Regions from separate parts of the Homo sapiens genome. Here region 1 is linked to region 2. The links are chromatin loops, found by intact Hi-C in ENCODE. Cell type or tissue: heart right ventricle. All regions are shown on one strand. Links, peaks and the distances in the headings refer to the core of each region. The heading gives the core; the rest is flanking DNA. Region 1 overlaps PARN (poly(A)-specific ribonuclease). Region 2 overlaps PARN (poly(A)-specific ribonuclease).

The links. Peaks named below come from ENCODE experiments on the same cell type or tissue, not always from the same donor. Only the 100,000 strongest peaks of a DNase experiment are listed, where the experiment ranks them.
Region 1: a loop joins it to region 2, with 7 times the contacts of the local background. A loop is called at or near these places in 6 of 110 quality-filtered maps.

What each region holds. Positions count from the first base shown.
Region 1 is chr16:14,611,121-14,623,307 of GRCh38, reverse strand. It overlaps PARN (poly(A)-specific ribonuclease), which reads left to right. Exons shown (of 24, transcript NM_002582.4): 6 at 5,658-5,718. Among named protein-coding and RNA genes, the nearest start is that of PARN, 13 kb to the left of the region's middle. In heart right ventricle, for the core only: no CTCF peak of the experiment used is centred there; no DNase peak of the experiment used is centred there.
Region 2 is chr16:14,557,097-14,569,283 of GRCh38, reverse strand. All of the region lies in intron 18 of PARN (poly(A)-specific ribonuclease), which reads left to right. Among named protein-coding and RNA genes, the nearest start is that of PARN, 67 kb to the left of the region's middle. In heart right ventricle, for the core only: no CTCF peak of the experiment used is centred there; a DNase peak (open chromatin) is centred at 9,343; H3K27ac peaks cover 1,415 bases.

The DNA of each region.
Region 1 (12,187 bases), core at 6,306-10,305, 55 kb before region 2:
TCTTGACCTCGTGATCTGCCCACCTCGGCCTCCCAAAGTGCTGGGATTACAGGTATTAGCCATGGTGCCTGGCTGTGTTTCCCTTCTTATATCCTTTTCCCATGCCACTTCCTTCCCATTTTACTCCTTTTTTCCTAGCTTTTATGTACATGTATACATATAGACATATGCCTAGACACACATACATATTAGCTTTTTTTTTTTTTTGGAGACAGAGTCTCTGTCACCAAGGCTAGAGTGCAGTGATGTTGTCATGGCTCACTGCAGCCTTGACCTCACCAGCTCAAGTGATCCTCCTGCCTTAGCCTCCTCAGTAGCTGGAACTACAGGCACATGCCACCATGCCCAGCTAATTTTTGTATTTTTTGTAGAGCCAAGGTTTTACCATGTTGCCTTGGCTCGTCTTGAACTCCTGGGCTCAAGCGATCTGCCCACTTTGGCTTCCCAAAGTGCTGGGATTACAAGCACGTACCACTGCGCCAGGCTTACATTGTAAAAAATGGGCCGGGTGTGGTGACTCACTCCTGTAATCCCAGCACTTTGGGAGGCCAAGTCGGGCGGATCACGAGGTCAGGAGATTAAGACCATCCTGGCTAACACGGTGAAACCCCGTCTCTACTAAAAATACAAAAAAAATTAGCCAGGCGTGGGGGCGGGCGCCTGTAGTCCCAGCTACTCGGGAGGCTGAGGCAGGAGAATGGTGTGAACCCGAGAGGCAGAGCTTGCACTGAGCCAAGATCGCGCCACTGCGCTCCAGCCTGGGTGACAGAGCGAGACTCCGTCTCAAATATATATATATGGAATCCTAATTTCACATTTTATGCAACTCGCACTTGCCACTCAGCAGAATGTCTTTTATTTCGTAGTATGGATACGTATAATTTGTTTGATCAGTTAATTGAAATTTGGAGGCTTTCCAGTGGTTATCAGCAATTCTATAGTCAACATCTGTGTTCAGTATATCTTTTTGTATGTGTAAGAATTTTTTTGTATTGTAGATTTCCTAGAAGGAGAGTTGTTGAGACATAGGATATATGCATTTAAAGTTTTGATGGATGTCTCAAATTGTCCTCCCAAATATCTGTTCTCATGTCTTGAATCTTTTTATTTTTTTTGAGACGGAGTCTCACTCTGTCACCCAGGCTGGAGTGCAGTGGCACTATCTTGGCTCACTGTAACCTCCACCTCCCGAGTTCAAGTGATTCTTCTGCCTCAGCCTCCCAAGTAGTTGGGTCTACAGATGCGTGCCACCATGCCTGGCTAATTTTTGTATTTTTAGTAGGGACAGAGTTTCACCATGTTGGCCAGTCTGGTCACGAATTCCTGACCTCAAGTGATCCACCCGCCTTGGCCTCCCAAAGTGCTGGAATTACAGGCGTGAGACACTGCTCCCAGCCTCATCTCTTCAATCTTGAACATGTTACATTTATGACAAATCAAAGGTAGTGGCTAGTAAACTCCAAAAGGTTTTGTTAGTTCAAAGGTTTTTTTTTTTTTTTTTGAGACGAAGCCCCTGTCGCCCAGGCTGGAGTGCAGTGGCACGATCTTGGCTCACTGCAAGCTCTGCCTCCCGTGTTCACGCCATTCTCCTGCCTCAGCCTCCCAAGTAGCTGGGACTACAGGCGCTGCCACCATGCCCAGCTAATTTTTTGTATTTTTAGTAGAGACAGGGTTTTCACCGTATTAGCCAGGATAGTCTTGATCTCTTGACCTCGTGATCTGCCTGCCTCGCCTCCCAAAGTGCTCGGATTACAGGCGTGAGCCACCGTGTCTGGCCAAGTTCAGAGGTTTTCTTAAAAATTGTGGTAAAATATATGTAACATAAATTTTACTATTCTAACCGTATTTAAATGTATAGCTCAGTGGCATTAAGTACATTGACACTATTGTACAACCCAAAGAGTGTTGTTTTGATTAGAAAATAAGCAGCTTCAGGAAAGGCATAGATGACTCTGACTTTGAATTCAGTGGGATAAAGGAAAGTAGGATGTTTTGGTGTCTAGTACTAGAAGGACAAAAATGCCTTCCACAGTTTGTGTTTCAGTGCCTTTGTCAGAGATGGAATGTTTAGGTGGGCAGAGTTATAAGAACACTCCAGCCATGGTAGACAGAAGCCCACAGACCAATCAAAATACATTGAGTCTTGGTTCTTGGTTCAGGACAGGATTAAAAAAGAAGTGGGGGTAGGGAAAGATTGCTTGTTGTAAAGTATAAAAGCCTGGACACGATGGAAGTGATTTGCATGTGCTTCTATTTGTTTGTGTGTTTTTCTGTGTTCAGATTGTCTTTTTATATCTCACCATTTCAAAACGATTTGTTTTGGTTATTAAAGATATATACGGTATTTACCTTTTAACATAAGATTAAAAAATTAGTAAATGAAAATTTGAAAGAAAAGAAAAATGATACAATCACTATGGTATGAATAGAACACAGAATTTGTGCCAAAGAAAGTGTAATTTGTTTGTCCCTGAGCTTCCTAGTAGCAAAGAAAAGAGGGAAACACAGTCATTCCGTGGTCCATAGGATTAGGACAATCCAGAACTCAGGATTAGTATAGCTTTCCCCAGAATAGAGACCTCAGAACATTTACCCTTGAATTATAAGTAAATGATTACTGTAGAAAACCTGATCTTCAATCACATCTCTGAAGTCAGTACTGTGATAAGTTTAATGGAACTGTTTGTTACCATGTCCTTCAATCTAGACTGATGGCATAATGTCAAAGTACAGTGCAGGAAAGGGACCAGATGAAAATGATTCAGATGTGTAGCCTGCTGATGTTCTGACTTGGCCAAGAATAAAATTAGAGTAGCTACAGTAATGCTTATTTCTTAAGTTCATTTGAGTATGAACTCCATAATTTTGCCGTGCTTGTGTTTCATCTATAGTATTGTTCACTTAATACAGTGTTTTTTGTTTTTTGTTTTTGAGATGGAGTCTCGCTCTGTCGCCCAGGCTGGAGTGCAGTGGCACAAACTCAGCTCACTGCAAGCTCCGCCTCCCTGGTTCACACCATTCTCCTGCCTCAGCCTCCCGAGTAGCTGGGACTACAGGTGCCCACTACCGCGCCTGGCTAATTTTTTGTATTTTTAGTAGAGACGGGGTTTCACCATGTTAGCCAGGGTGGTCTCGATCTCCTGACCTTGTAATCTGCCCGCCTGGGCCTCCCAAAGTGCTGGGATTACAGGCATGAGCCACTGTGCCCGGCCAGTGTTTTTTTTTTTTTTTTTTTTTTGAGACAGAGTCTTGCTCTGTCACCCAGGCTGGAGTGCAGTGGCATGATCTCGGCTCATGGCAACCTCTGCCTCCTGGGTTCACACCATTCTCCTGCCTCAGCCTGCTGAGTAGCTGGGATTACAGGCGTGCACCACCACGCCTGGCTAATTTTTGTATTTTTAGTAGAGACGGGGTTTCACCATGTTGGTCAGGCGGGTCTCGAACTCCTGACCTCTTGATCCGCCTGCCTCAGCCTCCGAAAGTGCTGGGATTACAGGCATGAGCCATCACACTCAACCTGTTTTTTGTTTTTTTTTTAAGAGGCAGAGACTTGTTCTGTCACCCACGCTGGAGTCCAGCGGTGTGATCACAGCTCACTGCAGACTTGAACTCCTGGGCTGAAATGATTTTCTGATTCTCCCACCTCAGCCTGTGGGATAGTTGGGACTACAGATGGGAACCACCACACCTGGCTAATTTTTAAATTTTTTGTAGAGATGGGTCTCCCTATGTTACTCAGGCTGGTCTCGAAGTCTTGGGCTCAAGCGATCCTCCCACCATCTCCTAAAGTGCTGGGATTACAGGTGTGAGCCACTGCACCCAGCCTAATATATACTTATTTTAAAATAATTTTATTATTATTATTTTTAATTGAAATGGGGTCTTGCCATGTTGCCCAGGCTGGTCACACAAACTCCTGGGCTCCAGCGATGCAACCACCTCAGCCTCCGGAAGTGCTGGGATTACAGGTGTGAGCCACCATGTCCAGCCCAGTCTAATGTTTTTATTTAAATCTGGGAACATATTTTGGCTCATGCTAGGTTCGAGATATATTTGTTTCGTAAGGCTTATTATTGGGAACTTTCCTTTTGATCTTTTTTGTTTTGAGGCAAGGTCTCACTTTGTCACTCAGGCTGGAGTGCAGTGGCATGATGGTAGCCCACTACAGCCTCAACCTCCTCACCTTCCATACTTAAGTGATCCTCCTACCTCAGCCCCTGGGTAGCTGGGACTGCAGGCATGTGCTACCATGCCTGGCTAATTTTTAAATTTTTTGTGGAGATAGGATCTCACTGTTTTGCCCAAGCTGGTCTTTAACTCCTGGGCTCAAGCGATCTTCCTCATTTGGCCTCCCTAAGTGCTAGGATTACAGGTGCGAGCCACCGTGCCTGGTTTCTCTTTTGATCTTCAACATTGAGAACATTTAATTAAGATTTTGGGCTTTCATTATCTAATTTGAGGTGGATGTCAGTGTCTTATAACCTGTGCATGTGCCTGTGTTAAACTTGAACCTGGGACAGGGTAATAAAATACATACTAGTTCTATTTATAGTTTCCTAGTCAGTACTGCAACAGTCAAGCGATCAGGAGCTTTCTGCCTATTGGGAGAATAATCCGTTCGCCCAGTGGAATATTTTTTTTTTTTTTTTTTGAGACAGTCTTGCTCTCTCGCCTGGGCTGGAGTGCAGTGGCTCTCTCGGCTCACTGCAACCTCCACCTCCCAAACTCAAGAAATTTTCCTGCCTCAGCCTCCTGAGTAACTGGGATTGCAGGTACACACCACCACACCTGGCTAATTTTTTTTTTTTTTTTTTGAGACAGAGTCTTGCTCTGTCACCCAGGCTGGAGTGCAGTGGCAGTGGCATGATCTCGGCTCACTGCAAGCTCCACCTCTCGGGTTCACGCCATTCTCCTGCCTCAGCCTCCCCAGCAGCTGGGACTAGAGGCACATGCTGCCTCGCCTGGCTAATTTATTTTTATTTTTAGTAGAGACGGAGTTTGACCATGTTAGCCAGGATGGTCTTGATCTCCCGACCTCGTGATCTACCCGCCTTGGCCTCCCAAAGTGCTGGGATTACAGGTGTCAGCCACCGCGCCTGGCACACCCGGCTAATTTTTGTATTTTTAGTAGAGACAGGGTTTCACCATGTTGACCAGGCTGTTCTCAAAGTTCTGACCTGCCGGTCTCGAACTTCTGACCTCAAGTGATGTGCCCACCTCTGCCTCCCAAAGTGCTGGGATTACAGGCATGAGCCACTGTGCCGGTCTACCCAGTAGATTTTTAAAAAATATTATGAAGTAGGCTGGATGTGGTGACTCACATCTGTAATCCCAGCACTTTGGGAGGCCGAGGCAGGAGGATTGCTTGAGTCCGGAAGTTTGAGACCAGCCTGGGCAACATAGTGAGACCCTGTCTATAAAAAAAAAATTGTGAAACAAAGGATGTTTGTTTTGTAAGCTATAAAGGAGAAGAGCCCAAATGTTTTAAGCAAGTTAATGGATTGTTTGTGGAGTAGAAATTCCTTGTATTGTGACCTCTGGCACATCGCTTCCTTCCCATATTGTCTTTGTTTTCTTGTTTGAGTTACTTCTCTGCATCTCTTTATATTCCTGCCGCTAACATCCCCAAAACATGTGTTCTGTTTACTCTGTTTCAGAGCTCCAGCATTGACTTTCTAGCAAGCCAGGGATTTGATTTTAATAAAGTTTTTCGAAATGGTAAGATTATGGGTAACCTATCTTTAGAGCTTATAAACCTTCAAAATATCCTTGGGAAGTAAGTCTGAACTTGGTTGAGAATTATTATTTTGTGCCTGCTGAGACACAGTCTTAGAGTTCCAGCATACATGTGCAGCCAGTACACATATGCAGCCTTAGAATTTTTAAAAACTTGCTTACTGTGATTTTTTTTTTTTTTTTTTTTTTGAGAAGAGTCTCGCTCTGTTGCCCAGGCTGGAGTGCAGTGGTGTGATCTCGGCTCACTGCAAGCTCTGCCTCCCAGTTTCACACCATTCTCCTACCTCAGCCTCCCGAGTAGCTGGGACTACAGGTGCCCGCCACCACGCCTGGCTAATTTTTTGTATTTTTAGTAGAGACAGGGTTTCACCGTGTTAGCCAGGATGGTCTCGATCTCCTGACCTCGTGATCTGCCCACCTTGGCCTCCAAAAATGCTGGGATTACAAGTGTGAGCCACCACGCCTGGCCTACTGTGATCTTTTTTTTTTTTTTTTAAAAAAAAACAAAAAACATAATCAGCCATGAGCTAAACAGAATAGATACTACTTCATTTAACTCTGATAAGGCCTTTCAAACTCCTGTTTTTATCGAGTGCAGTTTATTCTACCACTGGCGTGATATAGTGGCCTAACTCACCACCTGTGGGGAGTGCTTCCTTGTTTTCTTCCAGTGTAACAAGAGGTATGTAGTTTAGAAATGTCCTGTATTCCACTGATGCTGTAATGAAAACCCTCTTTTCCAGCTAGTGCATGTTTATGTTTATTTTATTTTTTATGTTTATTTTTTATAACCCCTCTGCTGGCAGGAATTATTTTTAATTTTTTTTTTGAGACAGGGTCCCACTCTGTCACCCAGGGTGAGTGCAGTGGTGCAATCATAGCTCACCGGAGCCTTGACCTCCTGGGCTCAAATGATCCTCCCACCTCACCCTCCCAAGTAGCTGGAACTACAGCTGTGCACCAGCATGCCTGGCTGATTTTCGAATTTTTTGTAGAAATGGGATTTCGCCATTGCCCAGGCTGGTCCCAAACTCCTGTCCTCGAACAATCCACCTGCCTTGGCCTCCCAGCCTGCTGGGATTACAGGCATGAGACACCACACCCTGCCTACCTGTTGCTTTTTTAGTAGTTGGAGACAGTTTCTTAGTTTCTTATGGGAGAAGAAAAGTGCAGAGACTGCACGATTGATAATGGCTAACTTGCTAGAGTGATGGCCTGGGGAGCACCTGAGGAAGGGATTGTGTCTTGTTCTTTTCACATCCCCTTGCATAGCATGATTTCTCTTCTACATCAGGGAGGTGACCACCAAATATTTGATGCATAAATGGGTGCATGACTACTGGACATTAGAACATTTCAGATTGGTTTTCCTTCCTCTCCATTTGTTTCTCTAAAAGTGTTTGGAAAGACTGTGCTTTTTGCAGTGGTATTAAGTATGTACAAGGTCAATATTTTAATTTAATTATTTACATAAATTTTGTTTTTTTTCCCCCATGGTGAATGTAGAATTAATGAATGAAAGAGGGAAGGAGGTTTATCCCAACAAAAATAACTGAACTTTTCTCAAAAAAAAGTACATGGACTTCAAATGAATTCTCCTATTCTCAGCAGAACCTCTTTGCAAGGTGTTTAGTACCCATGCCATATTGGTGGTGTTTTTTTTTTTTTTTTGAGACAGAATCTCACTGTGTCGCCCAGGCTGGAGTGCAATGGTATGATCTCGACTCACCGCAGCCTCCACCTAACAGGTTCAAGTGATACTCGTGCCTCAGCCTCCCGAGTAGCTGAGACCACAGGCACATGCCACCACGCACACCTAATTTTTGTATTTTTAGTAGCGATGGGGTTTCACTATGTTGGCTGGGCTGGTCTTGAACTCCTGACCTCAAGTGATTCACTTACCTTTGCCTCTTAAAGTGCTGGGATTACAGGCATGAGCCACCGGGCCTGGCCCATATTGTTTTTTAATTGTTTCAGTGATGCTGCATCTTAATTTTTACTGATTTTGATCTTCGGAGGTAATAAAAACAAACTTGTTTTGAGCCAAAACTGCTTCACATAGTGACTGAACCAGCAGAGCAATACAGTTTGGGTATTATAAAGAATTTTTTTTATTCGTCTCATACTTGACTCTGAAAGCCATTATAAAATATAAGTTCCAAATGCATTTAGAGCACTATATTGGACTAGTGGCAGCATCTCTTGAAGGAACCACTTTATCTGGTACTCATATGGATGCATAGTTCTAACTTGTTTTTTTTTTTTTTTCCCATAAAAGAAGAGAAACAGCCAGATTGGAATGTGCCTCCTTCTTCTGTTTTATAGTCATGCCCTGGAATATTTTAGTCACGATAGTCAGGACTCCCAGGTCATCCATACTACCAAGCCTCATCCCATGCCGTTGTTGATATGCTCTAAATCTGACTTAGACCCTCATCTCTCTCCATTTTCAAGGCTTTCCATTCAGGCTCTGTAAATGTCAGGCCCTTTCTTTACGGCAGTCTTCTCTCAAGTTCCTTTTGATTTCCTTGTCTGGAGGGAAACCAGGTGACTCCTTGTTAGTTTCCCCCTGTAGCCTTCTCCATCCCCGGTGGTTTTCCCTCTCACTCTTGTCTTCCTCTGGCCAGGCTGTGCTAGGTGTCCTCCTTGTTTCCCCACACCACCTTCAGACACCTGAATTTTCTTTTCTTTTCTTTTTTTTTTTTTTTTTTTTTTTTTTTTTTTTGAGACAGTTTCGCTCTTCTTTCCCATGCTGGAGTGCAATGGTGCGATCTCAGCTCACCACCACCTCTGCCTCCTGGGTTCAAGTGATTCTCCTGCCTCACCCTCCCAAGTAGCTGGGATTACAGGCATGTGCCACCACACCCAGCTAATTTTGTATTTTTAGTAGAGACAGTTTCTCCATGTCGGCCAGGCTGGTCTCCAACTCCCGACCTCAGATGGTCCACCTGCCTTGGCCTCCCAAAGAGCTGGGATTACAGGTGTGATCACCGTGCCTGGCCCCTGAATTTTCTTTTGTACGGGAGCCACCATTTTCAGGCTGTCACCAGCTCTGCTGCCCCTCTGTGCTGACTCCTGTAGGCACAGCGTGCATCTTAGCCTTGGCTTTGGTGTGTTATAATTCTCTCCACTCCTGCCCCTCTCTGGGTGACTTTAGTATCCTCAAGGATAACCAGCAAATGCTCTGGTCTGTTTCTTGACCAGGTGGTCAGCATCTTTCTATCTCTCTTTAGTCCTCTATACCAATGGCAGCGTCATGGGTCTTAGGGTCAAAAACTGCACCTCTCATTTACTCTTTTTTTTTTTTCCCATTTTTGAGACAAGATGTTGCTTTGTCACCAGGCTGGAGTGCACTGGCACATTCATGACTCACTGCAGCCTTGACCTCCTGGGCCCAAGTGATTCTCCCACCTCAGCCTTCCGTGTAGCTGGAACCATAGGTGCACACCATCATGTCCAGCTAATTTTTATGTTTTTTATAGAGGCAGGGTCTCACTATATTGTCCAGGCTGGTCTCAAACTCCTGGTATTCCTGCCGCCACCCCCTAAAGCTCTGGGATTATAGGAGTGACCTGTTACGCATGGTCTCATTTATTGTTTTTAGTGTTTTTAATGTTTCTTTTTTTGAGAGTACTACTCATGCTTCTGATTCACTTGCTCTGGTACCTATTTCAGCAATCTGTTGACTTCCATTGCTTTTTCACTATCTGTTGCCTTCCCGCTTCTCCTCTATGTGTATTCTTCTCCGTGTATCATACCAGGAGGCACGTGATGTCATTTGTCCCAATACTGGTGATGTTAACGTGGACCACTTTTTTTGCCAGTTAGTTTTAGCATCTATTGATAGTTCTTGCTTTAAGCAATTATCGTTGACTGATGGTGGTTTTCTACGTTCATTGTTCTTTCTACAAATTCCTTAGTGTCCCATGGCTTTGTTGTTATTGTTGTTTTGAGACTGTCTCACCCTGTCGTCCAGGCTGGAGTGCAGTGGCGTGATCTTGGCTCACTGCAACCTCTACCTCCCAGATTCACGTGATTATCCCACCTCAGCCTCCTGAGTACCTGGGACTATAGGCGCGTGGCACCACGCGTGGCAAATTTTTGTACTTTTTGGTAGAGAGAGGGTTTTACCATATTGGACAGGCTGGTCTTAAACTCTTGATCTTAAGTGATGCGCCCTCCTCAGCCTCCCAAAGTGCTGGGATTATAGGCATGAGCCAGGCGCCCGGCCTCCCATGGTGTTTTGTTTTTTTTTTTTTTTTGAGATGGAGTTTCACCCTTGTTGCCCAGGCTGGAGTGGAATGGTGCAATCTTGACTCACCGCAACCTCTGCCTCCCAGGTTCAAGCGATTCTCCTGCCTCAGCCTCCAGAGTAGCTGGGATTACAGGCATGTGCCACCACGCCCGGCTAATTTTGTATTTTTAGTAGAGACAGGGTTTCTCCATGTTGGTCAGGCTGGTCTTGAACTCACGACCTCAGGTGATCTGCCCGCCTTGGCCTCCCAAAGTTCTGGGATTACAGGCGTGAGCCACCGCGCCCCGTCCCCATGGATTTTAATACCACCCGTGTCCCAATGATAACTAAATGTATATCTCAACACCTTTCTCTTGAGCTATAGGCTTGTAACTGCAGCTTTTAATTTGTGTATTCCCTTAGATGATTTAACATGTCCGTGGTAGGGCGCGGTGGCTCACGCCTGTAATCTCAGCACTTTTAGAGGCTGAGATGGGCAGATGACCTGAGGTCAGGAGTTCAAGATCAGCCTGGCCAACATGTTGAAACCTTGTCTCTACTAAAATACAAAAATTAGCTGGGTATGGTGGCGGGCGCCTGTAATCCCAGCAACTTGGGAGGCTGAGGCGGGAGAATTGCCTGAACCCGAGAGGTGGCGGTTGCAGTGAGCCGAGATCGTGCCATTGCACTCCAGCCTGGGTGACAGAGCAAGACTTCGTTCTAAAAAGAAAAAAAAGAAAAAAAAATAGTATGTCCAAAAGGTAGCTTTTGATTTTCACTCCTTGGACCCCGATACCTATTTTTCCCCTCATTGTCTTCACATCAGTTAGTGGCCCTACCATCTTCCCAATCGCTTGAACCAAATAGCAAGGTGTTTTTTTTATTTTTATTTTTATTTTTTTTTGAGACAGTGTCACACCGTCGCCAGGCTGAAGTGCGGTGGCACGATCTCGGCTCACTGTAACCTCTGCCTCCTGTGTTCAAGTGATTCTCCTGCCTTAGCCTCCCAAGTAGCTGGGACTACAGGCACACACCACCATGCCCAGCTAATTTTTGTATTTTTAGTAGAGACGGGGTTTCACCATGTTGGCCAGGCTGGTCTCCATCTTTTGAACTTGTGATCCGCCCGCCTCGGCCTCTCAAAGTGGTTGGATTATAGGCGTGAGCCACCATGCCCGGCCGCAAGGTGTTACTCTTGATTTTGCCTTTCCCTTTATCCTTCATCTCCAGGATATCAGTAAGTGTTACGTCTTATGTCTAGAAAATCACTGTCTCCTTCTACCCTGCCATCTCTACACCAGGGTTACAAACAAGAGCCCACTGCTGGCTCCTTGTTTTGTAAATAAGATTTGTTGGACTACAGCTATGCCCGTACATGTACATTTTGTGTATGGCTGCTTTTGTGCCACAACAGCAGGGTTGAGTATTGCGACAGAGACCCCCATTGCCCACAAGCCTAAAACATTTGCCATCGAGCCCTTTAAGAAAGAGTTTGCTGGCCGTGCGCGGTGGCCGTGGCTCCCGCCTGTAATCCCAGCACTTTGGAAGGCTGAGGCAGGCGGTGAGGTCTGGAGTTCGAAACCAGCCTGGCCAACATAGCGAAACCCTGTCTCTACCGAAAATACAAAAATTAGCCTGGTGTGATGGTGCACGCTTGTAATTCCAGCTACTCGGGAGGCTGAGACAGAAGAATTGCTTGAACCTGGGAGGCAGAGGTTGCAGTGAGCTCATATTGTGCCATTGCATGCCAGCCTGGGTGACAGAGTAAGACTGTCTCACAACAAAACAAAACAAAGAAAAAGTTTGCTGACCTCTGATCTGAGCTCTTGTCTCTTGCCTGGACAATTGCTCCTGACTTGTTTCCTAACTTCACTCTCAGAGTAGTCATCATGGCCTTTGAAACATTATGCAGGTAAGGTAATTATCTTGCTTAAAATCTTCTAATGTTGTCCAGCCACTGTTAGAATAATGTACATTTCTTACACTGGCCTGTGAGGGCCTGCAGAATCTTGCTCCATACTCTCTCCAATGTGATGCTGTACCATTCCATTTTTGCTCATGACATCTGGCCACACCAGCTCCTTGCTGCTCCTGGAACCGTCCAAGCCATTTCCATGTTCTGGGTATTAATACTTGTTTCCCCTACCCGAAGGACTCTTCCCCTAGCTCCTTTCGTATCCGACTTATTCTCATCCTTTGGGTTTTCCCTGACTTTCC
Region 2 (12,187 bases), core at 7,106-11,105:
ATAATGGAAATCTTGTTTCTCATTTCATTTCGTTTTTTTAAATTCTTTTTTTTTTTTAAATTTGTATATATTTTTTGAGAAGTCTCCTCCATCGCCCAGGCTGGAGTGCAGTGGCGTGATCTCGTCTCACTGCAACCTTCACCTCCGAGGCTCTAGCAATTCTCATGCCTCAGCCTCCTGAGTAGCTGGGATTACAGGCTCAAGCCACCATACCCGGCAAATTTTTGTATTTTTAGTAGAGACGGGGTTTAACCATGTTGGCCAGGCTGGTCTCGAACTCTTGGCCTCAAGTGATCCGCCCACCTCAGCCTCTCAAAGTGTTGGGTTTTCAGACATGAGCCACTGTCCCCGCACTTTTTTTAAAAAATTTAATTTAATTTAATTTTTTTTGAGATGGAGTCTTGCTCTGTTGCCAGGCTAGAGTGCAATGGCGTGATCTCGGCTCACTGCAACCTCTGCCTCCCAGGTTCAAGCGATTCCCCTTTCTCAGCCTCCTGAGTAGCTGGGACTACAGGCGCGTGCCACCATGCCCTGCTAACTTTTTGTATTTTTAGTAGAGACAGGGTTTCACCATGTTGGACAGGATAGTCTTGATCTCCGCCCGCCTCAGCCTCCCAAAGTGCTGGGATTACAGACGTGGGCCACCGTGCCCTGCCAGCGCCCGGCATTTTTTTAAATTATTTTTTTTGAGACAGGGTCTGGCTCTGTCACTCAGGCTGGAGTGCAGTGGAGCAGACATGGCTCATTGCATTCTGGGCCCAAGGGATCCTCCTGCTCCACCCTCCAAGTAGCAGGGAGTACAGATGCATGCTACCACACCCAGCTATTTTTTTTTTTTTTTAAGTTTTTCATACCAGCCTGGCCAATGTGGTGAAACCCTGTCTCTACTAAAAATACAAAAAAATTAGCTGGGCATGGTGGCGGGTACCTGTAGTCCCAGCTACTCGGGAGGCTGAAGCGGAAGAATCGCTTGAACCCGGGAGGCAGAGGCTGCGGTGAGCCGAGATCGTGCCACTGCACCGCAGCCTGGGCAACAGGGCGAGACTCCGTCTCAAAAAAAAAAAAAAAAGGTAAAAATAAAAAAAATAAAGTTTTTCATAGAGATGAGGTCGCGCCCTGTCACCCAGACTGGTCTTGAACTTCTGGACCCAAAAGATTCTCCCGTCTCGGCCTCCCACAGTGCTGGGTAGGTCTTCATTTTATGAAAGAAACACAGCAGGCGGTGTGTTCTGTGCTGAGGACCCTTGGGTGACAGTCTCTCTGTGTTGATAGAAGCAAAGTGGCCCACATACGTGATGCCAACAAAAACTTTTTAATTGAGAATGGCAATTTAGATATCTTCTTAAGAAAACACTTTATAACTGTCTTTGCATCTTAATTTTAAAGGTCTTGCTGCAAAGTTGGGTTGTAAGTGAAAAGAAAATACCTACCCTGTGTGTTATTTGCACTAATTTGTGTTGAGCCTTCTGACGCTGGTGAGGCTGTGTGATTTGTGAGGCATTAGGGTCGAGAACACAGCCTCCTCCATTGTCTGCCTGTGCCGGGCACATCCCTTCTCATCCCTTTCCCAGAAGCACCTGGTGATGCCAGAACCGAGGTCAGGGAAGGCAGGAAGGAGGCCACTTATAGCAGTGGTGATCATGGGCCCCTTCTTTCTTATTGGCTGGCTTTCCCAAGAACTTGGTAGTAGTTATCCTTTAATTTTATATTAATGTGCTTGCATGAGGGAGTAACAAATCTTTTAAAAGATGATATCCTGTGCCCTGCAGCTTTTACCAAAAATGGGTATGAACCTGGACTAGGCAGCACAGCTTATCATAAACTGGCTGCATGTGGACAGTGGTATGATTGTTGATATTACCCTTTAATCATAAAGAGCCCAGGAAATACGTCTTTAAAAAATAGTCTCCATTTTCAACCTCTTCTGGATTGTGTAAATTTTGGAGTCAGGTGCCATGGAGGAGTGAAATTTTAGCACTGCAGATGCTTCAAGCCAGCCTCCCAGATTCCAGAAGGCTTGAAGCCAGTTTTTCCCTAGTTCACAAAATATATTTTCCCCTAATATACAAGATGCATTTTTTCTTCCTCACATACTTTAACCAAAGCCATTTATTTTTCCTCAAAGTCTTGTTTATTTCGTTTTTGGCTCCCCAAGTTACCATGATAAAAAGAATCTCCATGAATTGGCTTGGTTTGATTACCCTCAAAGTTTAATGCACTCACTGATTTTCACAAAGTCAAAAGACAGGGCACATTAAATTACTGTGAAGCCTTGAGTCTGGTTTTTTAAGACTGGAAACAAGTGCTACTTCAGGGAAGGGACTGCTTGCCTCAAGTTGATACTGCCTTATTTAATTTCTGCCTTGTGATCTTGATTGCCACTTCTGTGGCAGCATCAAAAAACTGCTTTTTAAAGAAACCTTACAGGCCACCCACCCAGCAACCTGTACTTGGTATGCTAGCCCTGCAGCACTGCAGGGGCAGTCCACGTGCTGAGCTGTTCTAGTCTTGTGTTTGCTCTAGTTACTTTAAAGTACATTTCTCTCTGGCTTAATAGCTTGTTTATTATTATAATTTAAAATAACTTGTTGAGGTAAAAGGAAATCAGTCAACCCTTGGATGTATATTTAAGCAACTTGCCTCCTCTGTAGTAGGGTATTGGATTAGTGTTCTGTAGGGTATTGGATTAGTGTTCTGTGGCTGCTGTGACAAGTTACTGCAAGCTTGGTGGCTTAAAATACCAAGTGTTTTAGGTGAATACATCTCTCATGGTTCTGGAGGCCAGAAGTTTCAAATCAAGTCATCAGCATTGCTGAGCTCCCTCCAGAGGCTCTGGGGAAGAATCTGTCCTTGTCTCCTCTGGCTTCCAGTGGCTGCAGGCGTTCCTTGGCATCCCTCTGCTTAGGGCCACATCACTCCAGTCTCTGTCCCCATGGTCACATTGCCTCCTCCTCCTCTGTGTGTGTGTCCTCTCTGTCTCTGCCTCTCTCTTATGAGGACACATATGATGGCAGTGAGGCCCCACTTGTATAATCCCAGATAATATCATCAATCCCAGATATTATCATTTTAGTAGATGTTAATATAATAACATCTACTAAGATTCCTTTTCCAACTAAGGTAGCACTCAGAGGTTCCAGGGAGTAGAAAGTGGACATATCTTTTTGGAGGCCACCATTCAGCCCACTGTAGGCAGGTTAGTAGTAAAGTCAGCATTCTTAGCTATTTCCAGCCTTGCATTGGTCCTGGCTTGGAGCAAGTGGGTAATAGTTATTTCCAAGACTATTTAGCATTTAATTTGCAGTGTTCAAGGATTAGCAGTATACTCTAAGAAATTTGGGCTACCTATCAAATAGCTTATCGATTGAACACCTTCCACTATGCACAGTATGTCACCTGCATTGACTGTTTTTTCTAAAGGCAGCCCTCATAGATAGGGGAAAATGTGCCCATTTTAAAGCCGAGACATCTGCCTAGGGCCCCAGGAGTGGCAGAGTCAGGGATAATCAAGCCTGTGCTCCACTAAGAAGGGATTCTTCTTCCATAGCACACAGTGTCTATAAGGGACAATGCTGTAGTTGGTGGCATATCTTTTTAAGAGACAGTGTTAGTGTCTTTGAAAGAAGATTTCCGTTTCTCTCAATGTTTGGCCTGAGCACAGACTGTAAAAGATGTTGACTTAGACTGTTGGATTGTGTGGGGCTTGTTTCCTCTGACACTTTACAGTATGTTGTTTTACAGGCCCTGCAGGCATTGCCTTTGTATAATGTTTAATTTAATGTTTTTAGTTGATGTAATTTGATATGCTTCATTTGGAGACTGTTGAAATGAGCTGCTGGTTTTGTTTTTTTCTTCCTTTGTTTTTTTTTTTTTGCCTTTGTTTCTAGTGTATGTATTTAAGAAAGGATATGAGTTGGCTTCAGGACAAATGTTGAGTAACGCTCTATTTGTCAAAACAGCAAGTGGCTAGATTGAAAACTGTATTCCCCCCACCTGAGTGAAATTAAAATAACTGATGCCACAGTCACTCCCATCTAGCCAGTGGTTACCCTTATTTTACACAGGAGCCTTAGTGAGCAAAATAAATGAGCTTATTTTGTGAGAGATGTCTGCATGCTTCCTACCCTGGATGATAAAATTAGTTTTTTATAGCACATAAATATGTATAATGATGAGCCTTGCATACAGGGTTCTTATGAAGTGCTTTTACTGCTCTGCCCTGAAGGAAATACCAAGACCGTTTGCAAGTACAGTAGAGCTGCTGGTCGGTTAAGGTTTCAATTTCTCTTTAGAAGGCTTGGGACTTGGGGTGAGCCGCAGATTAATTCTGTGCTCAAATTGGGTTGAGATGAGATTGTATTCAACATTTCTGTATCCCAGTCTGTAGTGGTAGGAGAGGGGTACAATTTTACTTGGAAATCTCTTTTTTGAGAAATCGGAAGTGTAGTCTTGAGAGAAGCAGAAAGCAGATGGACACGAATGCAAATTTTTCACTCGGGGAGTGAAAATACTGAGTTCTTAGGAGGAAGGATAAAGAGTTTGGGGGCTTGAGGTTTTTCCTTTTGCTAGGAAGAGAGACCAGAATAAACTCTGTTCTTCTTTATTAACACATGTCATGACATTAGAAGTCTGTCTAGATCATCCAGGCCTGTGTGTGTGTCATTATGCAAACTAAACCTCTGTGTCCCTACACCTCTGAGGCCTCGCCTCACCCTGAGATGCTGATTCACTCGTTTTCCTGATGGTGATCACGGTGTGTGGGAGCAGGTGTGCCTGGCAAGCCCCATGCCCAGGTAGCAGCTTGCTTTGCACTACAGTCGTGGGAAGGTTGTCCTTTTGATCTCCGGCCACATGGCTCTCTTCACTGCGTGTTGTTCCTGTTGCCTTGAAAATTCGCTCTACCCAAAGCTCTTCCTCAGACAGCAACCTCATTTTTTGTATCAGGGCTCCACGCCATCACGTGAAGCTATAAGTTAATCAGCCCTTTGAGTATTATAAAAAAATGTTTCTGGGATGTTGTATCCTGAGCACTTGCTTACACTTGCTTCTCTTATATACACAAGGGCTTTGACTAGTGGTTTAGGATGAAAACCCTTGTCCCTAGCTGCTCCCGCTGGTACTCTAGGCTTACCATTTCACAGGGAGGCTATGGAGACAGCTCAGGTTAAAAGCCACGTGGGAGAGAGAGAACAGGGCCTGCGTGTGTAGGGCGGGTAGTGGGAAGCTTAGGGTCGGCCTCCATGGTGGCCAAGGGCAAGTGGCTAAACTTGGAAGAATCTGCCTCCCATTCTCAGTACAGGGGGACCGATAACTTCCAGACAGGAGAGGATCAACTGAGGCTGAACAGGCCATGATAAATGTTACTTTAGTTAGGAATTTTTGTCCTTAATTTTTTTTTCTTTTTAAAACACAAAAATCCCACTCATAATTCCTCAGCCCAGAAGAAAAAAAGCTGTCCTCTTAGAGAATTTCCTGCTAGTTTGTGTTCTGTGTCTATTTCATTTACTAATTGAGATCAGTGTTCCTCATTTGCTGATTGAGATTATACTAGTTATATAATTGTATAACTAAAAAAAAAAAAAAAGCCAGGTGCGGTGGTGTGCACCTGTCATTCCAGCCATTTATGAGGCTGAGGTGGGAGGATCACTTGAGACTGAGTTTGAGTCTTGCTTGGGCAACATAGACCCTGTCTCAATTTAAAAGATACATATTTAACCTGCGTGTCCTGCACATGTATCCCAGAACTTAAAAGAATTATATACACACACACACACACACACACACACACACACACACACACACACACAAAGGAATTTTCAAACACATTAAAACTCGTGGTCAGCATCATGTAGACAGCCTTCAGTGGCCTGCCAGCCAGATCTGTCATGGTACACTCACAACCTTCCTTCGTGGCTGGAGCTCTTGTCAGTACATGCTTGCCTTGCACTGCACTGGCTCCAACACTAGGCGTGACCATTTTTTGCTAACTGCTTCTTAAAGTGGCCGCCTGTCTGATTCACGCTCCTCCTCTGCCATCAGTTTTAGGACTGGAAAGCCTGCTGCCTCAGGAGCAAAACTAAGTATTTCCTTTCCTTTGTGAATCAAATCTGTGATTTTGTAGATAGATTTGGTAATGTAGAATTTGAAAGAACTATAATGATCTTTTCAGTTCTCAGAGGTTTGAGTCTCCATCCAAAGTATTCCTGAATCACCTTTAGGACTGCTTGCATGCATTTTTGAATATCATACTTCGTTTTCTTGAGCATAGCTGCGTGAAATGGGTTAATAGCAGCATTGTTTTGCAACCCACTTAATATTCACCGGACTACTAGGGAATGGCTTAGATAAGCCACAGTCCAAGGCAAGCCATTGTGTCATCATAGAATAACCTTTGATCTGTGCTTGTACTTAACATAATCTGTGTCTGAAGCTTTGTGGTAAGGGTGGAGGATTTTGCTAATGTTAGAGGTGTCTGATTCTTTTGTATTGTGTGTGTTACTCCCTCAAGTGTTTGCTAATCTTTAGTGCTGCATTAGTGGCTAAAGCTTAATTTGTGGCCAATTCACAGAAACAGGTTAGACTTTTGCTAATGAGTTGCCAAGAGAGTAGTTTGAGTAATTTTTTTTTTTTTTTTAAATCTACTTAAAAACAAGAGTGGTAGCTGTCAGCAGTAATTTCACCCAATTTATCTCTTGCAGAGAACCTAGTTGCATGCTACAGTTTGGCCTCCTGGTTTCAAGGAGTGGTAGAAGGCTTATGTTACTGCCTTCTGGATTTTGAGGTAGTCCTTGGTATTTAATAGTTTTATGTTTTTCTTTTTTTTATTCATAGTTTTTTTTTTTTTTTTTTTCGAGACAGAGTCCCGCTCTGACCCCCAGGCTCACTGCAACCTCCACCTCTCAGGCTCAGGGGCTCCTCCTGCCTTAGCCTCCCAAGTAGCTCGGACTACAGGCATGTGCCACCACACCTGGCTAATTTTCTGTATTTCTTTGTAGCAGTCATGTTGCCCAGGCTGGTTTCAAACTCTGATCTGCCTGCCTTGGCCTCCCCAGGTGCTGGGATTACGGGCATGAGCCACTATGCTTGGCAGTTTTTTTCTTTTTTAAAATTTTATGTGTCAAAGTTTTGTACTTTTCTTTTCTTTTTTTGCGATGGAGTCTCACTCTGTTCCCCAGGCTGGAGTGTAATGGTGCAACCTCTGCCTCCCAGGTTTAAGCGATTCTCCTGCCTCAGCCTCCCGAGTAGCTGGGATTACAGGCGTGCGCCACCACCCCTGGCTAATTTTTGTATTTTTAGTAGAGATGGGGTTTTGCCATATTGGCAAGGCCAGTCTGGAACTCTTGACCTCCAGTGATCCACCTGCCTCAGCCTCCCAGAGTGCTGGGATTACAGGCGTAAGCCACTGTGGCTGGCCAGTTTTGTGTTTTTCTACGTATTTTATTTATGGTTTGTTCATTTAATTGTTTATTTATTGTGTAGACAGGGTCTTTCTCTGTTGCCCAGACTGGAGTGCAGTGGCATGTTATAGCTCATTGCAGCCTCAAATTCATGGAGTCAAACAATCCTGCTGCCTTAGCCTCCTGAGTAGCTGGGACTACAGGCACGAGCCACCTTGCCCGGCTAATTTACTTTTTGTAAAGACAGGAGTCTCACCATGTTGCTCAGACTGATCTCAAACTCCAGGCCTCAAGTAATTCTCCCACTTCTGCCTCCCGAAGCAGTGGGATTAACAGGGATGAGCCACAGAATGATTTAATATAAACAAATCATTAAGACTAATATCTTTTGGAGAAGTTGGCACAAGTCATTATCCAGCTGATTGCTGCATCATCTTTAGTGGTAATTAACAACACCACATTGAATATACTGTTTTCCTGTTAACTCGGTGATTCTCAGTCCAGAGTTTCTGAGTCAGGAGTCTTGGATGGCGCTTGGGAATTTGCATCTCTAACAAGTTCCCAGGTGATGCTGATCCAGTTGGCGGGGAAGCACATTTTGCTAACGGTTCAAGGTTCTATATTCTAGAGTTATATATCTGAAATGAAATTCTTCAGTAACTAATGAGCCTTCTTAGGCAGCCTGGGACACAGTGTCATCCCGCCCTTTTCTTTTTTTTTTTTTTTTTTGAGACGGAGTTTTGCTCTTATCACTTAGGCTGGAGTGCAGCAGTGCAATCTCGGCTCACTGCAGCCTTCGCCTCCTGGGTTCAAGCGATTCTCCTGCCTCAGCCTCCTAAGTAGCTGGGATTACAGGCACCCGCCACCATACCCAGCTAATTTTTGTATTTTTAAATAGAGACGAGGTTTCACCACATTGGCTAGGCTGGTCTGGAACTCTTGACCTCAGGTGATCTACCTGCCTCGGCCTCCCAGATTGCTGGGATTATAGGCGTGAGCCACCGCGCCCGGCCTATACCGCCTGTTTCACAAAAAAGTTTGGAGGGTGGCTTTTTGTGAGTGCCACCCAGCACATGGGTAATGGAGATGAGGTGGTGGCTCTTTGGAGCTAAAGGTATTGTGTAGCGTATGCTGTGTAGCCTGTGAAGAGACTGAGTGGAAGTGACCCAGTGTATTGAGCAAAAGATCCTGGTATGCTGTGCTTTACCCTGGAGTCTTTCCAGACTTGTTTGAAAGCCAGGATAACAAGCACTGCCAGTGATATACTCATACAACATTTAAAAAATGACAGATTCCACAAAGGTTAAAACTTGCTCTATGACATCTAGAATGTGAACTTGAGTTACACTGTTTCTTAGGATAGAATTCTTTTGTAAAATTAGCCATTGTATTTAATGGGAATTTTAATTTTAGTGTTTGATAAAGTTAATGTCAGTCCTTTAGAGAATAAGTGGGGAAATAATATTTCATCAGAAAGCTTTCAGAAATGTGGCAAGATACCCGCACGCAGTCTTGAGGGTCTTTACCGTGTTACACCCTCTCGGATCTTTGCTAAAATAGAAAGAACGTTTCGTGCAAGTGTTAGTCTGAGTGTCTTTTTGATATCTGCAGATGAAAGTCCTTCTGGGAGAGATTGTTCTTCAATACAGTTCACAGTGATGGAACATCCTTTCATGTCTTTATCAGCATTTCTGCTTGCCTAGTGCATTTCCTCATATGCTAGGATGAAAACTGTCAAGTTGGATGAGGCATATGTGAAGTATTTTATCAAATCATTCCAGGGAGTCAGTGCAGGCCATTTGACAGCCAGCTGGGATGAGGCATGCCTATATTGAAATGTTTTAATTTTACTTCAGAAGGGCAGAGATGTTACCAGAGCAGTGGCTTCCAAACAGCATGGCATAAGGACGGTGGGAGGCCGTTGGGAGAGTTTACTTTGGTTCAGTTCCGCAGACACTCAGCCACAGTTTTAGAGTCAGTTTCACAATTGCGTGGCGCTCTCCAGAGCCGCAGTCTGCCAAGTCACACAGAGTTGGTTTTCGTGTTCTTCCGGGTTTTGGAGCTATTCAGTTCCCTCTAAACCCCAGATGTGAAGGTGAAGGTATAGGGAAAGAGTGAGAAGTGCTATTAATAATTCATTTGAAAGGGGTTTCTGTGTAAGGTAATGTGGAGTAAACAAACAAGATAGTGTAGGATTGACTACATTAAAAAATAGCTTTTATGGGTACAAAAAATAGAATGAATAAGACCTATTTGATAGCACAACAGGGTGACTATATTTGGTAATAACTTAATTGCACATTTTTAAATAGAGTGTCGTTGGATTGTTTGTAACTGAAAGGATAAATGCTTGAGGGGATGGACACTGCATTCTCCATGATGTGCTTATTTCACATTGCATGCCTCTATCCAAACATCTCACGTACCCTACAAATATATACATCTACTGTATACTCATAAAAATTAAAAAAAAAAAACAAATCTTTTGAGTGTTTTAGCTGAGAATAAATTTTTGCTTACTTTAATCAGAGATAATATTGAAAATTCAGGTGAAATATTAGAGAACACATAGCTTATATATTGACAAAAAATATTTTTCAAAAAAATTTTTTCAAAACATCTAAATGGAAAAAAATAAAATAAAGAAATAAAAAAAAAACAACAACATCTAAATGGTAAGAGAAATTGGGAGAGCCTTCTTTTTCTTTGTTAGTATAATCCTTCCTGGTATTTTTACAACACTGAGTTTCCTAAATTTGTTGTTGAGGTCCCATGACTTTAGCAATATAACAGAATTGTAAACAGAAATACAAGAATTGCAAATTCGAGTTTGTGGTTTTATATTTATATTTTTATATTTATATTTTTCTCCCTCCCAGCCAGGTGAGGTAGTGCACAGTATACGAAAGATTAATTCAGATGGCATTTTCGGTTGGCTTTTTCTAAGAAAGTCTCTAGTTATTTTCCCTGGGCTTCTCAGTTCTGGTAGCCTTTAAAGTTTAAAAAATGATCGTAAAAGGAATTTTGAGAAACAAAGCTCAAAGTTTCCCAAAGCTGTTGGTGGGAGAGGGGAGGGTATTTTTTATTCTTGGCTTAATGATATAAATATTTTATAAAGGTAAAATCATAGTATAAAATTTTGTGCCTTTTTAAAACTTAGAATTATAAGTTATCCATGTTTTGACATTTTCGTAGTTATTTTGGTTGCTTAATATTATATTGAAATTTTGAACTATAATTTACTGACCTCCATGTATTATCAAATCTTGAGGTTGATTTTGATTATTGGCATATTTGATGGTATAGCAGTGAACATTTTGTTGATTCAACTTTTGTTCTTCTCAGTTATTTTTATGGTGCTTGATACGTTTCATTAACTTTTTTTTTTTTGAGACAGAGTCTCGCTCTGTTGCCAGGCTGGAGTCCAATGGCGCAATCTCGACTCACTGCAACTTCTGCCTCCTGGGTTCAAGTGATTCTCCTGTCTCGGCCTCCCAAGTAGCTGGGATTACAGGTGCTCGCCACCATACCCACTAATTTTTTGTATTTTTAGTAGAGACAGGGTTTCACCGTGTTGGCCAGGCTGGTCTCAAACTCACTAATTTTTTGTATTTTTAGTAGAGACAGGGTTTCACCGTGTTGGCCAGGCTGGTCTCAAACTCCTGACCTCAGGTGATCTGCCTGCCTTGGTCTCGTAAAGTGCTGGGATTACAGGCGTGAGCCAGTGTGCCCAGCCTTCATTAACTTTTAAAATTAATTTTTTAAAAAATTTGGTGTTTAGAATTGGAGACTATTTCTAAATTTACTAAACGGAGAACTGAAAATTATATGAAGCATGACTAACAATAACAAGAGTTATTCCTAGGTTAGTTAACTTATCTAACTAACTAGCTCACTAACCTAGGAATAACTTTTGTTATTATTAGGTTCTGGTAGGCGAAAATAATGATAGTTCCAGTGTGTATCGTTTATGCTGGAAAATAATATTTAAGAAAACATGATAGCTGCCCTCACTGAGAACCCACCATGCTAGGTGCTTTATGTATCTTCTTGTCTTCTGGCATTGCAGGGAGTATTGATTAAATTGGTTAAAACAGCTTACAAAACCAGAATAGTACACTTGAGCCTAAATTAGTGAACTAAAAATAAATTTGGTTTCTTAGCCATAGAATTTGGTTTATTAAATTGTAGGCCAGACAACAAATTCTCAAACCACAGAGTACTATGACTTCGTTTTTTCTGACATTAACAGAACAGTATTGTTCATGCTGATGGTTCCATTTGTAAACTAGCTTTTGCCCTGCTTGGCTTTTTTTTTTTTTTTTTTTTGAGGCAGAGTTTTGCTCTTGTCGCCCAGGCTAGAGTGCAGTGTTGCTATCTCGGTTCACTGCAACCTCCGCCTCCATGGTTCAAGCGATTCTCCTGCCTTAGCCTCCCGAGTAGCTGGGATTACAGGTGCCTGCTACCATGCCCAGCGAATTTTTGTATTTTTAGTAGAGACGGGATTTCACCATGTTGGCCAGGCTGGTCTTGAACTTCTGACCTCAGGTGATCCACCCTCAGCCTCCCAAAGTGCTGGGATTACAGGTGTGAGCCACCGCGCCTGGCCCTGCTTGGCTTTTGAATGCCTGGTAATAATGTTCCTTAACTGTGGGTCCGTGAAGCCAAACTAATTGCTTCTTGGGCAGATAGATTGCCTTTTTAATTTGCTGTATAATGTTGTCTCTACCAGAAATGCATAATATATTGTTATCTAAGTAAAACTCATTAAAATAATCTTACACACAACA